Linked DNA regions of Homo sapiens: regions 2 and 3 are each linked to region 1. Evidence: chromatin contacts called from ENCODE Hi-C or POLR2A ChIA-PET data. All regions are on one chromosome and are shown on one strand. Each heading gives the region's core, a stretch centred on a gene start or an enhancer-like site at or near the end of the contact. The rest is flanking DNA. Distances are from core to core; before and after follow the strand shown. Region 1 has its middle 96 kb from the start of MKLN1-AS. Region 2 overlaps LINC-PINT (long intergenic non-protein coding RNA, p53 induced transcript). Region 3 overlaps PODXL (podocalyxin like).

Evidence for each region. A loop is a pair of places that touch in the nucleus more often than their neighbours do. ChIA-PET counts read pairs that join two places held with the same protein, here RNA polymerase II (POLR2A). Pooled maps may share reads with other maps.
Region 2: a loop to region 1 is called in a pooled map, with 5 times the contacts of the local background. The contact joins two enhancer-like sites. A Hi-C loop is called at or near these places in 6 of 50 pooled maps. POLR2A ChIA-PET finds 5 or more read pairs at or near these places in 8 of 52 experiments (A673, PC-3, Panc1 and 5 more).
Region 3: a map of naive thymus-derived CD4-positive, alpha-beta T cell shows a loop between it and region 1 (10-fold over the local background). The contact joins two enhancer-like sites. A Hi-C loop is called at or near these places in 1 of 168 maps with a recorded cell type or tissue (naive thymus-derived CD4-positive, alpha-beta T cell), 1 of 37 single-sample maps with no recorded cell type and 10 of 50 pooled maps. POLR2A ChIA-PET finds 5 or more read pairs at or near these places in 1 of 52 experiments (WTC11).

The regions. Positions count from the first base shown.
Region 1 is chr7:131,229,625-131,234,365 of GRCh38, reverse strand. It overlaps a transcript of MKLN1 not described here. Among named protein-coding and RNA genes, the nearest start is that of MKLN1-AS, 96 kb to the left of the region's middle. RefSeq lists enhancers at 2,470-2,519, 2,930-2,979. Within about 2 kb of position 2,690, at least 17 of the 41 ENCODE cell types and tissues checked have a DNase peak (open chromatin) inside an H3K27ac peak, as active enhancers do.
Region 2 is chr7:130,892,418-130,897,158 of GRCh38, reverse strand. The region is part of intron 6 of LINC-PINT (long intergenic non-protein coding RNA, p53 induced transcript); the gene reads left to right. Among named protein-coding and RNA genes, the nearest start is that of MIR29B1, 17 kb to the right of the region's middle. Within about 2 kb of position 2,763, at least 31 of the 41 ENCODE cell types and tissues checked have a DNase peak (open chromatin) inside an H3K27ac peak, as active enhancers do.
Region 3 is chr7:131,500,133-131,504,873 of GRCh38, reverse strand. It overlaps PODXL (podocalyxin like), which reads left to right. Exons shown (of 9, transcript NM_001018111.3): 9 at 366-4,603. The coding sequence ends at 563. Among named protein-coding and RNA genes, the nearest start is that of PODXL, 54 kb to the left of the region's middle. Within about 2 kb of position 1,918, at least 15 of the 41 ENCODE cell types and tissues checked have a DNase peak (open chromatin) inside an H3K27ac peak, as active enhancers do.

The DNA of each region.
Region 1 (4,741 bases), core at 1,441-3,940:
CTTGAGAAAAAGTTACAACTAATGAATTTAGTTAATTTTCTTCTTCTTCCCCTATCCACTCTCTTAGACTATTTTTTGAAAATAAAGGCCGGGCGTGGTGTCTCACACCTGTAATCCCAGCACTTTGGGAGGCCGAGGCAGGCGGATCACCTGAGGTCAGGAGTTCAAGACCAGCCTGGCCAACATGGTGAAACCCCGTCTCTACTAAAAATACAAAAATTAGCCGGGCGTGGTGGCAGGTGCCTGTAATCCCAGCTACTCGGGAGGCTGAGGCAGGAGAATCGCTTGAACCCGGGAAGTGGAGGTTGCAGTGAGCCAAGATCATGCCTTTGCACTCTAGCCTGGGGGACAAGAGCAAGACTTCATCTCAAAAAAATAAAATAAAATAAAAAGAAAAGGAAAGAAAAATGCTTTCTTTTTTATTTAAAAAAATGCTTCTTCCTATACCCTTTCTGAAAATAAATGCCTTATGGAAGATCTAGAAAAAACATAACTCTGGTATGTGTTTTTACTATGATGTTTGTGGCTTCTCCTCTTTTTGTTGTTTTTCTTCTCAGTTGGCAGAAGCTAAAGGATATTTGATGTCTTAAAGTCCAGTAGGTCATAGCCCCACTGGTAATTAGTTTTAAAGATTTTTAAAAGTCTCAATTAGTACATTCATATTATTTGAATAAATTATAATTTTAAATATTTAATAATTCTACGAGTAAACCATTTTATACCTCATATATTTTTATGTTCCTAAAGTAACAATGAATTTAGTCTTGTAAAATATTTTTAAAATATCTAAAAACTTTGTTTTGCATAGATTTTCATTTCTTCCCCAGACTAATTTGGTAGATGTTTTCTTTAAGGGCCTCACAACTTCTGAAAAGTATACAACTTATGTATCACCAAGACAGCATCATAGGGAAAATATGTTATAACCCTGTCATGACGCAAAATATAAACTTTATTTTTATTTATTTATTTATTTATTTATTTATTTATTTTTTGGAGACAGGGTCTCCTTCTGTCACCCAGGCTGGAGTGCAGTGGCATCGTAGATCACTACAATCTCAATCTCCTGAGCTCAAGGGATCTCCCACCTCAGCCTCCCGAATAGCTAGGACCACAGGCACATACTATCTTGCCCGGCTAATAATTTCATTTTTGGGTTTTGCTTTGTTTTTTTGTTTGTTTGTTTTTTGCCAAGACAGAATCTCGCTATGTTGCTCAGGCTGGTCTCGAACTCGTGGGCTCAAACAATCCTTCCTCCTCGGCCTCCCAAAGTGCTGAGATTACAGGCAAGAGCCACCATGCCCGGTCTAAACTTCGTTTTGAATTAAACACTTACGCCACTTTCTTTGTACTTATTATTTATGCACTCATTTCACTCATTCCCTCCTTCCACAATTATTTGCTGAGTCCCCGCTTTAAGCACATAAAGTGAGCATCATACTCAGTGGTTGCCTTTCCTCATGATCAGTGCTTTTCTCTTCCTAATTATTAATTATTTTTATTTATTTATTTATTTTTTGGAGATGGGGTCTCCCTCTGTCACCCAGGCTGGAGTGCAGTGGCATCGTAGCTCACTTCAATCTCAACCTCCCAAGCTCCTTTCACTGTGTGCACACCAAGCTCACTCTCTAGTTATCTTTGCTGGTAAACTCGTGTATGTACTAAAAATGTATTCAATTGAGGAGTACAGTTTTTCATTTTAACAAAAAGCACACAAACTTCCCTAGTTCACTGCCAAAAACTCAATATTCTTTTAACTATTTGCGAGATTGGCAAATCAGTTAATCATTGGATGTCATTATAATTCTAGGAAGGTGATGGAAAGCCAATCAATATCACTATAATTATAAAGTAATAGATTCAAAAGACTTCTCTGAGACCTGGTTGCCAAGCTTATTCCAATGTTATATTAACAGTTTATATATATAAAACCCCCTCACCTAAACCAATCCTATAAATTTTTCATGTGTGTAGTTACAAGAATCTAATCAAAAGGAAAACTACTCTTTTATTTCTTTGTGGCAAAGGAGCTAACATTTCTACATGAACTGAAATGAAAAAACTTAATAACATCACTGGGATCTATAATTTTTTGTTCTGACATCTTTAATCACTTCGCTATTAGAGTATCTTTATTATAATTTCTCAATTTGTGCTAATAATGAGACCTTTTACATGTTCTTCAATAAGTCAATTTCAGAACGTGTTTTTAATATTTTTTAAATGCTGGAGAAAAATTTTTATATGGAGGTAGGAAGCAAAGTTAAAATCAATCACTGATCCAAATAAATAAAATATGATGTATATAACATTAAAAAATTATAGGAATGAATTTTTTGTTTGTGTTTTTCTGTGTCCTTCATGTTCGCTGAACTAAATATTATAATTTCAGTAATTTTTAACACTCTAAAGGAGAAAATATTGTAATAATATTTGGCTAGGTAAAATAAGAATCACACGTTTTATTTTTATTTTGCGACATTTGTGGTTCTTCAGCATGACATTGGCATTCTTCCTCTTCTGATGCAACTTCCTTCTCTGTTTCATTTTGTTTTGGTTGAAGTTGTTTCAACCTCCCCCTTCTCTGAGCAGTCTTTCAGCTTGTCTGAGGTTTTGAGCTGTCACTTTGTTTTCTGAATATCTACTTTTGTTTTTGGTGGCAACACCTACATATAAACATCTAGCCACCCATCCAAATGGACACACACCTACACACACTCAGACTCATAGACACACAGACGCAGATCTGCACGCACGAGCATGCACACATGCCCAGCCTCAACGCATCCATCCTCCTGCAGAGAGTTCAAACCACTCCAGCTGTTTCCTGGCCCTGGCCACAAGAGCAACAGTAGAGTTCTAATGTCAGTTCTCTGATTGGAACCAGCACTAATAAATGCTGCTGCTTCCAAGGAAGCCCTTACGTCACCTGGACCAAGGGGAAGACAGCTGTACAGGTTCAAGACGATGGAGCCAAGTGCTTCAGGCTGCATGTAGTGATACACAGGGGGAAGAAACGAGAATTGGGGTTGTACCTGAAGTGCTTTGTCCCAACTATCTTTTGACAGCCATGTACTGATAGGTTAAGACTCAGTTCCTAAGTATCAACTCTCTGAATCTTTTCCTGACATGCTAACTGTCCCTCCTCTGTACCGCTACAATCCTGTAGTTAAATGTTTATCTTCTCCTCTCCTGCCCTGCCAGGCCCATCAGATTTAAAACCTTTTTTTTTTTTTTTTTTTTTTTGAGACAGAGTCTTGCTCTGTCACCCAGGCTGGAGTGCAGTGGTACGATCTCCGCTCACTGCAACCTCGGCCTCCCAGGTTCAAACGATTCTCGTGCCTCGGCCTCCCAAGTAGCTGGGACTACAGGCGTCACCACCACGCCCAGCTAACTTCTGTATTTTTAGTAGAGACGGGGTTTCACCATGTTGGCCAGGTTGGTCTCGAACTCCTGACCTCAAGTGATCCATCTGCCTCGGCCTCCCAAAGTGCTGGGATTACAGGTGTGAGCCACTGTGCCCGGCCAAAAGAGACATATAAACAGAAGCCATGATGTCCCGGTCAGTCGCAAGATGAGATGGAGGCTCCCCATGCCATTACTCTCCCAGACTCAGTCAGGGCTTATATACTGTAGGGAAGGAAGGCACAGGGCAATTGAAATTGACCCTGCAGGGAAAGGCAAGAATGCCATGTGAACCTGACTAATGGTAGGATTTATGATTAAGGTTGTTTTGACCTAAGGGCAAGATGTATGGTAAATACATGCTCTTACATAAAGAACAACAGATAAACTGGAAATCTTAGAAGCCTTCCCAGAACTGGGGTTAATCAGAAGTCAACATGACGGATCAACATCCAAGGTGCTTTGGCCCCTACAAGGGACTACATATGAAAGTAACTCAGCAGCAAACAGAGCAGCTGCCTCCTCATCATCCCCACCACTGGGATTTCTTCTGGTGACCAATAAATAAGTTTGTAAATCAAATATAAAATACTAAGCCCTCCAACTAAACAGACCCCCTTTTGGCCAAGGGGGCCCCAGAAAATCCCAAAAAACTGAATTCCCAGCCATGATGAGAAGGGAGGTGGGACACACCTCCTTATACCTCCTCCCTTTTGGATTTGGGCACAACTGACCCATATTAATATTAAAATAGAGACCATAAGACTGTCAAAACAGACTTTTTATGGCAGTAAGATACCAAATTATAAACAAGACCCAAGGCCATGCCAGGCAAGGGTTAAGTCACACCCTACAAACCACAGAATCTTGTTAAATGGGTTTTTAAAAATTAACCTGGTATAATGAGGCTTACTTTCCAACCTGACTCTAATATAGCATCACAGGACAGCAGACCCTGAAGGAAATCAAAATATTTTACCCCGAAGTATATTTCTTTGACATAATTTGAAGTAGCCCTGCAAAGCCATCACGAAACAGGGAAACCTGCATCTGTAGAGAATCTCTGTTAATGCAGCCAGCCTTTGTTAGATCTAAGAGAGATTCACCGCCTAAGTGTGGTGGCTTGGGCTTGTAATCCTAGCACTTCGGGAGGCTGAGGCAGGAGGATCACTTGAGCCCAGGAGTTCGACACCAGCCCGGGCAACATGGCAAGACCCCATTACTACGAATAAAAAAAATCAGCAGCCTGTGGAGGCGTGGGCTTGTGGTCCCAGCTCCTCAGGATGCGGAAGCAGAAGGATCACCTGAGCCCAGGAGGTTGAGGAGGCAGTGAGCT
Region 2 (4,741 bases), core at 1,514-4,013, 340 kb after region 1:
GGCTGTGCGAGGCTGCCACCTCGTGGCCAGCACAAGGCAGTGAGTGTGTCCCTTGCTGGAGCTTCTGGGTGAAATAAACTCATTTTAAAGGTCTTCAGCAAGGACCTCACTCCCTCACTCTCTCAGTGTGCATATCATTCCAGCTCCAGGGCTTAATGCGTCTGTTGTGGCATCTCTCAAATCTGTACTTTGCTATCTCTTTGACTACAGAGTCACTACCTTCCGATAAGCCCTTCTGCTGTCTCCAGACCGATCCTTCTAAAGCGTAGATGTCATTGTCTTTCTCTCATTAAAGCTCTTTCATGGCTCCTCATTTTCCAGGTTCCAGCTCATGTCTCAGGAGGCCGCTAAGCCCACTCCTCTGCCCCAGCCTGTGTCTGCGCACGTCTCTTCTCCCTTCCTCCTGGTTTCCTCTGGCTGATACCTGCTCACCTGAAAGTCATCTCAGGTGCCACCTCCTCCAGGGATTCCTCGCATTAGATTAGCTTCCTTCTTCCCCATTCCTAGCTGACTTCCTTCATTATGCCTCAGATCCTTTTTTTGGAAGAAAAAGAAAGAAATGGAAGACAGACTGGCCAGCAGGGGGAGAGAGAGGGAGGGAGGGCATATCAGAGAATTCAATATGCTGCGTTTTAACCAGATACTTTTCTTCCTCTCCCACAAGGCATCAGAGTAGAGACTGCCTTTCATCTCTCTCCCCCTTGTGTAATAGCACAGTGTCTGGCAGATAACTGTTGCTTGCTAATTATTAGAAGGAAGAAAGGGAGGGAGAATAAAAGCCAGCATCACCATGTGATCTTCCTAAGTGCGACAGATGTGAGAAAAGAACTACCTTAAGCTCCAGGGGCCCTAGAGGAACGGCGCTGCGTGCTAGTGCAGATGGTAGCAAACGCTCTCACCTGGCTTGGCAACACTTCTTCACCTCTTCTTTCTACCACCACAGCGACTGTCTCCCTCCAGCCCATCCTACTGCCAAATTCATCTTCTATTAAGCATAGCTTCAATCACATCATTTCTTTATCAAAACACTTCTACAGAGGAGTTCCAAATGCTTTAGCCGGGCCGTCCAGGGCCTCCACAGGATGACCCCAGCCCATCTAGTTTTCTACCACTCTTTATGTGTTTCCTAAGTACCATTCATTATTTTAGGACTTGGTATTTGCTGATGAATTTACTTACTTACTTGAGAGTGTGGCAAAAGCACATCCTAAACTTTCAGTTAAAAGGAGTTTGATTGATTGACCTGCTCTGAGTTTAAGGCACGTGCTGGTCACTGTGGGAGCCATTAAAGAAGGTATTGTTCTGTGGCCGCCAGGAACAGATAGCCCAGCTGGGGACAAGACAAAAAAGCAGGGGGCATTAAGGAACAGACAGCAGAAAGGAACATGTCACAAGTGCACAATTAATCGCCAAATATATGGCTCAAGAAGGGGTGGTGATCAAACCAGATAATGTCTGTGAAAGTGCCTCTCTCCTGTCAAACTCCCAATTCCGAGCAGTCCTACAGTCGGCCCCTTCCACAGGGCGTAGCCCTGTCATTCCACCTCAAACGTCGTACACACTCGGCCTGTCCTACAAAGCCCTTCGTGATAAGGCCTGCTTCTCCTTCCCACCTTGTGGGACCCCCGACCCTGGAACCCCGAGCTGCAGAGCTGGAGAGAATGCACTCTGTTGTTTGGTATACGTGTTCCTTGAAACATTCACTCCTCCCCATTTTCCTTCGGTGTTTAACCTGTTCTTCCTTTAAAATTCGGCTTTTCCTTTAAAATCCAGCCTGGAGCTCCCCAATGAAGACTTCTGTGGCGCTGCAGGCAAAACTCACCACCTGCAGAGTCTCTGCTCTCCCTTGTCAAATACGCGTTTGTGACATACATTGGAAGGCATCGGGCACATTTCTGTCATCTGTGTGACTGTGGACCTCTGCCGCAGGGGTCATGTCCTTTCCCTTTACAGTGCTTGATGAGGTACACGTCTTGTCAATGTTTGTCACGGACTGAAACTTAACACATTAGAGAGGACAGCAAAGTCAGTTGACTCTAAATTGTTAAGGCACAAGCTCTGTGAGTTCAGAAGAGACATGTGCCAGAATCGGTCCAGGGAGGTTCTTAGAACCTACCAGTTCTAAGTAGGAGTTCTTAGAACCTACCAGTTCTAAGTAGGAATTCTTAGAACTGGAAGGTCAAAGCTTTGTACATGTGAAATAGATCAAACAATAAAAAGAATTCCATGTAGAATAGCTCAGTGTCTGTGGCTCCTAATGGCTCCCCCATTCTCTGCACCAGCCAGCGGGAGGAGAAAGCCTGCAGAGTGGGGGCAGCGGAGACAGAACATCTTAACCCCAGCAGAGGCTTTATCTAAGGAAGTAGAGCGAATGCCCTGAAGGTGGGTTGGACTTAGGTGGTGGAAAGGTTTCAAATGCACTCTGTTATCTTGCAGGTAGTGGCTGCCATTTATTACTTTAGAAAACCATGGCGACTTCATCAAAGTGGTGTTTTAGAAAGATGATCCAGGGCCGTCTTTTCCCTTTGAGAGTGGGAGGTGCCCTGTGGCCCTACCTTCATTTTCTGTGATGGTATTCCCAGTGGTTTCCTCCCTGTGGCTTTGCGGCTTAGTGGTGAACCAAGAGGCTTAGGATGCAGGTGCAAAGCCCCTCTACTCTTTAATGCCTCACTTCAAGGTGCAGGATCTTTCCCTCTGTAAACAAAGGCTTTCCTTCTGGCACTGCCCTTGACCTGCTCAGAGCTGTTCTCTGATCCTTTGGGTCTCTCTGCCCTCGTGACTGGCAGTGACCTGCTAGGCAGCAACCCCCACGCAGCAGGTGGTCCTCCAGAGCTGAGTCACCACCCCGGGAACCGTGCCCTGGTGAGGCCATCCAAGGTAGACCGGCACAGGGCGGGTGTGAGTGGCCTCTCCACCTGGCCCCTCGGTCTGGGAGGGCTCTTTCAGCTTGACAGAGAGAGCAAAGGAAACTCGGATTTTTGGCAAAGCAGAAAAACATTTTACCTGTGATCACAGTTATGGGCCTTGGTCAGTCATTTGATTTCAGCACACCCAAATTGTCCATTTACAGATACCTTGAGACATGGAAAGGGAGGAAATTTTTTAATGATGTTTTAAGATTCTGTTTGACCTCATGAATTAAGAGCGGTGAGAAGTAATAGAACACGGAGAGATACCTAAGCCATTGATTGATATTGTAGGCAATAAACAAGTGAGATTCAGATTATTTTTAAAAATTTTTTTCATGGGCACTGATGGATGTTTAAAAAATTATGACGTGTTCTGTTCATGACGCGTTCTGTTCATTTCCAGAGAAGAGAAAAATGTGGTTGCTTTTGAAAGGAGGTTTTTTGTTTTGTTTTGTTTTGTTTTTAAACGTCTAGCTTATTCATTACACCAGCGAATAGCAATGACCTCAGTCTAAAAAGCAAGTTAACCATCATCTCTCTCCTTGCCTGGGAAAAGAAGCCTTTATCTAAGTAGCCAAAAGATGGGCAAGGCTGACCACCCAGTCATTTCGGCTGATCAGGATTTTCCAAAAAACAAAAAGCTCTCTGTTTTCACAACTGAGTGACAACTCTTAGGAAATACTACCAGCTTACTCAGTTTGAGTAAGGCCATGGAGAAGTCTGGTGACAGTCAGTTGCCTGGATGCACATGTTACACATGGCTAACGATGCTGTCACCACTGGGAGCTTTCAGAATTGGAGAAAATAACACCGTGTCTCTTGCTTTCTGAACATGGAATTTTTAACTTTTTTTTTTTTTTTTTCTGGAGACAGAGTCTCGCTCTGGCGCCCAGGCTGGAGTGCAGTGGCATGATCTCAGCTCACTACAACCTCCACCTCCCGGGTTCAAACAATTCTCCTGCCTCAGCCTCCCAAGTAGCTGGGATTACAGGTGCCCACCACCACGCCTGGCTAATTTCTGTATTTTTAGTAGAGATGGGGTTTTGCCATGTTGGCCAAGCCGGTGTTGAACCCCTGGCCTCAGGTGATCCACCCACCTCAGCCTCCCAAAGTGCTGGGATTACAGGCATGAGCCACCCCATGCCCAGCTGGAATTTTTTAACTTAAAAAAAAAAAGTTTCAGTGTTTGTCCTTACCCATTATGTGCCCAGTTAGTTCTATACCAGTGAAAGTTCCCCCCAAAAGAAAAAGAAAAAGAAAAAAAAGACTGTCATTTTCTTGAGCAGCTTTCTTGAGCTCTGTGTGTGTATGCCTATGTCTGGGGCATACACAAGGACTCTGGCAGGCCCACTAAACTCTACCACGTAGTTGCCAGATATGCTGTAAACTGTCACCTGGAAGTTGGGATTTACTCTTTTATTTTTCTGTTTATTTTGCATGAGTACTGTATGTATAAAAAAGTAGCCACATATGGATGGTCAAAGGGTTTCCTAGAAATATGGATAGTCAGAGGGCTTCCTAGAAATATGGATGGTCAAAGGTATCCTAGTTTTTCAGGTAAACTCCACTAGAAACCAGAACCATATCCCAATTCCATAGCCTTTATTATTTCAGATCAATAGAAGCAGAATCAAAATGCATTTGGAGCTTAGAGGTCAATTGATTTGGAAACCACTCCGGTGCAAAGAATCTCTAGATTCATTGATTTTGGAGTATTGTTTAGGGGAAAAGGACTTTAAAGGCTGGGCGGGGAAGCTTTATTCCTTTTTTTTTTTTTTTTTTTTTTTTTTTTTTCAGAAGACATTTATGAGTTTATTGATTTGGCACATTTC
Region 3 (4,741 bases), core at 669-3,168, 270 kb before region 1:
CATTTTTTAATAGTGTTTTTCCCATTCATTATGATAGGTGAGGTAGGTGCCTGGAGAGGAGGTTTTGGGGGAAGGGATGAAGGGGAGGAGAGAGCTTAGAGGACTCTGGAGAACAAAGTCCATCTCCACTAACTTCACAGGTTCTGCCACCAGGGTGAGGGTGAGGGGCAAGTCTTTGTTCCCAACTAGTTCCGGGCAGGCTGAGAGCCAGAATGACCACCAGGAGCAGCCAGCCCCACAGGCGAGCAATGAGGGCCTGCTTTAGCTACAGTGGGGCTCCTGAGTGGGAGGGGTACGTACATGCGCTGTATTAAGCTCAGAGCCCTCTGAAACCCCCTTCTCACCGGTCACCTTCCCCACTCTAGCAGCGGCTAACAGAGGAGCTGCAGACAGTGGAGAATGGTTACCATGACAACCCAACACTGGAAGTGATGGAGACCTCTTCTGAGATGCAGGAGAAGAAGGTGGTCAGCCTCAACGGGGAGCTGGGGGACAGCTGGATCGTCCCTCTGGACAACCTGACCAAGGACGACCTGGATGAGGAGGAAGACACACACCTCTAGTCCGGTCTGCCGGTGGCCTCCAGCAGCACCACAGAGCTCCAGACCAACCACCCCAAGTGCCGTTTGGATGGGGAAGGGAAAGACTGGGGAGGGAGAGTGAACTCCGAGGGGTGTCCCCTCCCAATCCCCCCAGGGCCTTAATTTTTCCCTTTTCAACCTGAACAAATCACATTCTGTCCAGATTCCTCTTGTAAAATAACCCACTAGTGCCTGAGCTCAGTGCTGCTGGATGATGAGGGAGATCAAGAAAAAGCCACGTAAGGGACTTTATAGATGAACTAGTGGAATCCCTTCATTCTGCAGTGAGATTGCCGAGACCTGAAGAGGGTAAGTGACTTGCCCAAGGTCAGAGCCACTTGGTGACAGAGCCAGGATGAGAACAAAGATTCCATTTGCACCATGCCACACTGCTGTGTTCACATGTGCCTTCCGTCCAGAGCAGTCCCGGGCAGGGGTGAAACTCCAGCAGGTGGCTGGGCTGGAAAGGAGGGCAGGGCTACATCCTGGCTCGGTGGGATCTGACGACCTGAAAGTCCAGCTCCCAAGTTTTCCTTCTCCTACCCCAGCCTCGTGTACCCATCTTCCCACCCTCTATGTTCTTACCCCTCCCTACACTCAGTGTTTGTTCCCACTTACTCTGTCCTGGGGCCTCTGGGATTAGCACAGGTTATTCATAACCTTGAACCCCTTGTTCTGGATTCGGATTTTCTCACATTTGCTTCGTGAGATGGGGGCTTAACCCACACAGGTCTCCGTGCGTGAACCAGGTCTGCTTAGGGGACCTGCGTGCAGGTGAGGAGAGAAGGGGACACTCGAGTCCAGGCTGGTATCTCAGGGCAGCTGATGAGGGGTCAGCAGGAACACTGGCCCATTGCCCCTGGCACTCCTTGCAGAGGCCACCCACGATCTTCTTTGGGCTTCCATTTCCACCAGGGACTAAAATCTGCTGTAGCTAGTGAGAGCAGCGTGTTCCTTTTGTTGTTCACTGCTCAGCTGATGGGAGTGATTCCCTGAGACCCAGTATGAAAGAGCAGTGGCTGCAGGAGAGGCCTTCCCGGGGCCCCCCATCAGCGATGTGTCTTCAGAGACAATCCATTAAAGCAGCCAGGAAGGACAGGCTTTCCCCTGTATATCATAGGAAACTCAGGGACATTTCAAGTTGCTGAGAGTTTTGTTATAGTTGTTTTCTAACCCAGCCCTCCACTGCCAAAGGCCAAAAGCTCAGACAGTTGGCAGACGTCCAGTTAGCTCATCTCACTCACTCTGATTCTCCTGTGCCACAGGAAAAGAGGGCCTGGAAAGCGCAGTGCATGCTGGGTGCATGAAGGGCAGCCTGGGGGACAGACTGTTGTGGGAACGTCCCACTGTCCTGGCCTGGAGCTAGGCCTTGCTGTTCCTCTTCTCTGTGAGCCTAGTGGGGCTGCTGCGGTTCTCTTGCAGTTTCTGGTGGCATCTCAGGGGAACACAAAGCTATGTCTATTCCCCAATATAGGACTTTTATGGGCTCGGCAGTTAGCTGCCATGTAGAAGGCTCCTAAGCAGTGGGCATGGTGAGGTTTCATCTGATTGAGAAGGGGGAATCCTGTGTGGAATGTTGAACTTTCGCCATGGTCTCCATCGTTCTGGGCGTAAATTCCCTGGGATCAAGTAGGAAAATGGGCAGAACTGCTTAGGGGAATGAAATTGCCATTTTTCGGGTGAAACGCCACACCTCCAGGGTCTTAAGAGTCAGGCTCCGGCTGTAGTAGCTCTGATGAAATAGGCTATCCACTCGGGATGGCTTACTTTTTAAAAGGGTAGGGGGAGGGGCTGGGGAAGATCTGTCCTGCACCATCTGCCTAATTCCTTCCTCACAGTCTGTAGCCATCTGATATCCTAGGGGAAAAGGAAGGCCAGGGGTTCACATAGGGCCCCAGCGAGTTTCCCAGGAGTTAGAGGGATGCGAGGCTAACAAGTTCCAAAAACATCTGCCCCGATGCTCTAGTGTTTGGAGGTGGGCAGGATGGAGAACAGTGCCTGTTTGGGGGAAAACAGGAAATCTTGTTAGGCTTGAGTGAGGTGTTTGCTTCCTTCTTGCCCAGCGCTGGGTTCTCTCCACCCAGTAGGTTTTCTGTTGTGGTCCCGTGGGAGAGGCCAGACTGGATTATTCCTCCTTTGCTGATCCTGGGTCACACTTCACCAGCCAGGGCTTTTGACGGAGACAGCAAATAGGCCTCTGCAAATCAATCAAAGGCTGCAACCCTATGGCCTCTTGGAGACAGATGATGACTGGCAAGGACTAGAGAGCAGGAGTGCCTGGCCAGGTCGGTCCTGACTCTCCTGACTCTCCATCGCTCTGTCCAAGGAGAACCCGGAGAGGCTCTGGGCTGATTCAGAGGTTACTGCTTTATATTCGTCCAAACTGTGTTAGTCTAGGCTTAGGACAGCTTCAGAATCTGACACCTTGCCTTGCTCTTGCCACCAGGACACCTATGTCAACAGGCCAAACAGCCATGCATCTATAAAGGTCATCATCTTCTGCCACCTTTACTGGGTTCTAAATGCTCTCTGATAATTCAGAGAGCATTGGGTCTGGGAAGAGGTAAGAGGAACACTAGAAGCTCAGCATGACTTAAACAGGTTGTAGCAAAGACAGTTTATCATCAGCTCTTTCAGTGGTAAACTGTGGTTTCCCCAAGCTGCACAGGAGGCCAGAAACCACAAGTATGATGACTAGGAAGCCTACTGTCATGAGAGTGGGGAGACAGGCAGCAAAGCTTATGAAGGAGGTACAGAATATTCTTTGCGTTGTAAGACAGAATACGGGTTTAATCTAGTCTAGGCACCAGATTTTTTTCCCGCTTGATAAGGAAAGCTAGCAGAAAGTTTATTTAAACCACTTCTTGAGCTTTATCTTTTTTGACAATATACTGGAGAAACTTTGAAGAACAAGTTCAAACTGATACATATACACATATTTTTTTGATAATGTAAATACAGTGACCATGTTAACCTACCCTGCACTGCTTTAAGTGAACATACTTTGAAAAAGCATTATGTTAGCTGAGTGATGGCCAAGTTTTTTCTCTGGACAGGAATGTAAATGTCTTACTGGAAATGACAAGTTTTTGCTTGATTTTTTTTTTTAAACAAAAAATGAAATATAACAAGACAAACTTATGATAAAGTATTTGTCTTGTAGATCAGGTGTTTTGTTTTGTTTTTTTAATTTTAAAATGCAACCCTGCCCCCTCCCCAGCAAAGTCACAGCTCCATTTCAGTAAAGGTTGGAGTCAATATGCTCTGGTTGGCAGGCAACCCTGTAGTCATGGAGAAAGGTATTTCAAGATCTAGTCCAATCTTTTTCTAGAGAAAAAGATAATCTGAAGCTCACAAAGATGAAGTGACTTCCTCAAAATCACATGGTTCAGGACAGAAACAAGATTAAAACCTGGATCCACAGACTGTGCGCCTCAGAAGGAATAATCGGTAAATTAAGAATTGCTACTCGAAGGTGCCAGAATGACACAAAGGACAGAATTCCTTTCCCAGTTGTTACCCTAGCAAGGCTAGGGAGGGCATGAACACAAACATAAGAACTGGTCTTCTACACTTTCTCTGAATCATTTAGGTTTAAGATGTAAGTGAACAATTCTTTCTTTCTGCCAAGAAACAAAGTTTTGGATGAGCTTTTATATATGGAACTTACTCCAACAGGACTGAGGGACCAAGGAAACATGATGGGGGAGGCAGAGAGGGCAAGAGTAAAACTGTAGCATAGCTTTTGTCACGGTCACTAGCTGATCCCTCAGGTCTGCTGCAAACACAGCATGGAGGACACAGATGACTCTTTGGTGTTGGTCTTTTTGTCTGCAGTGAATGTTCAACAGTTTGCCCAGGAACTGGGGGATCATATATGTCTTAGTGGACAGGGGTCTGAAGTACACTGGAATTTACTGAGAAACTTGTTTGTAAAAACTATAGTTAATAATTATTGCATTTTCTTACAAAAATATATTTTGGAAAATTGTATACTGTCAATTAAAGTGTTTTTGTGTAAACTGGTTCAAGCTCTAGTAGTTTCCTCGGACTTCTTAAAGCCTTCACTTGTGTATGAGGCTCATCGCCAAAGTGCCTGAGAATGTCGGCTCACACCCGTAGCACAGGAGCCTCCGTGCTGAGTTACACTTGTCCAACTC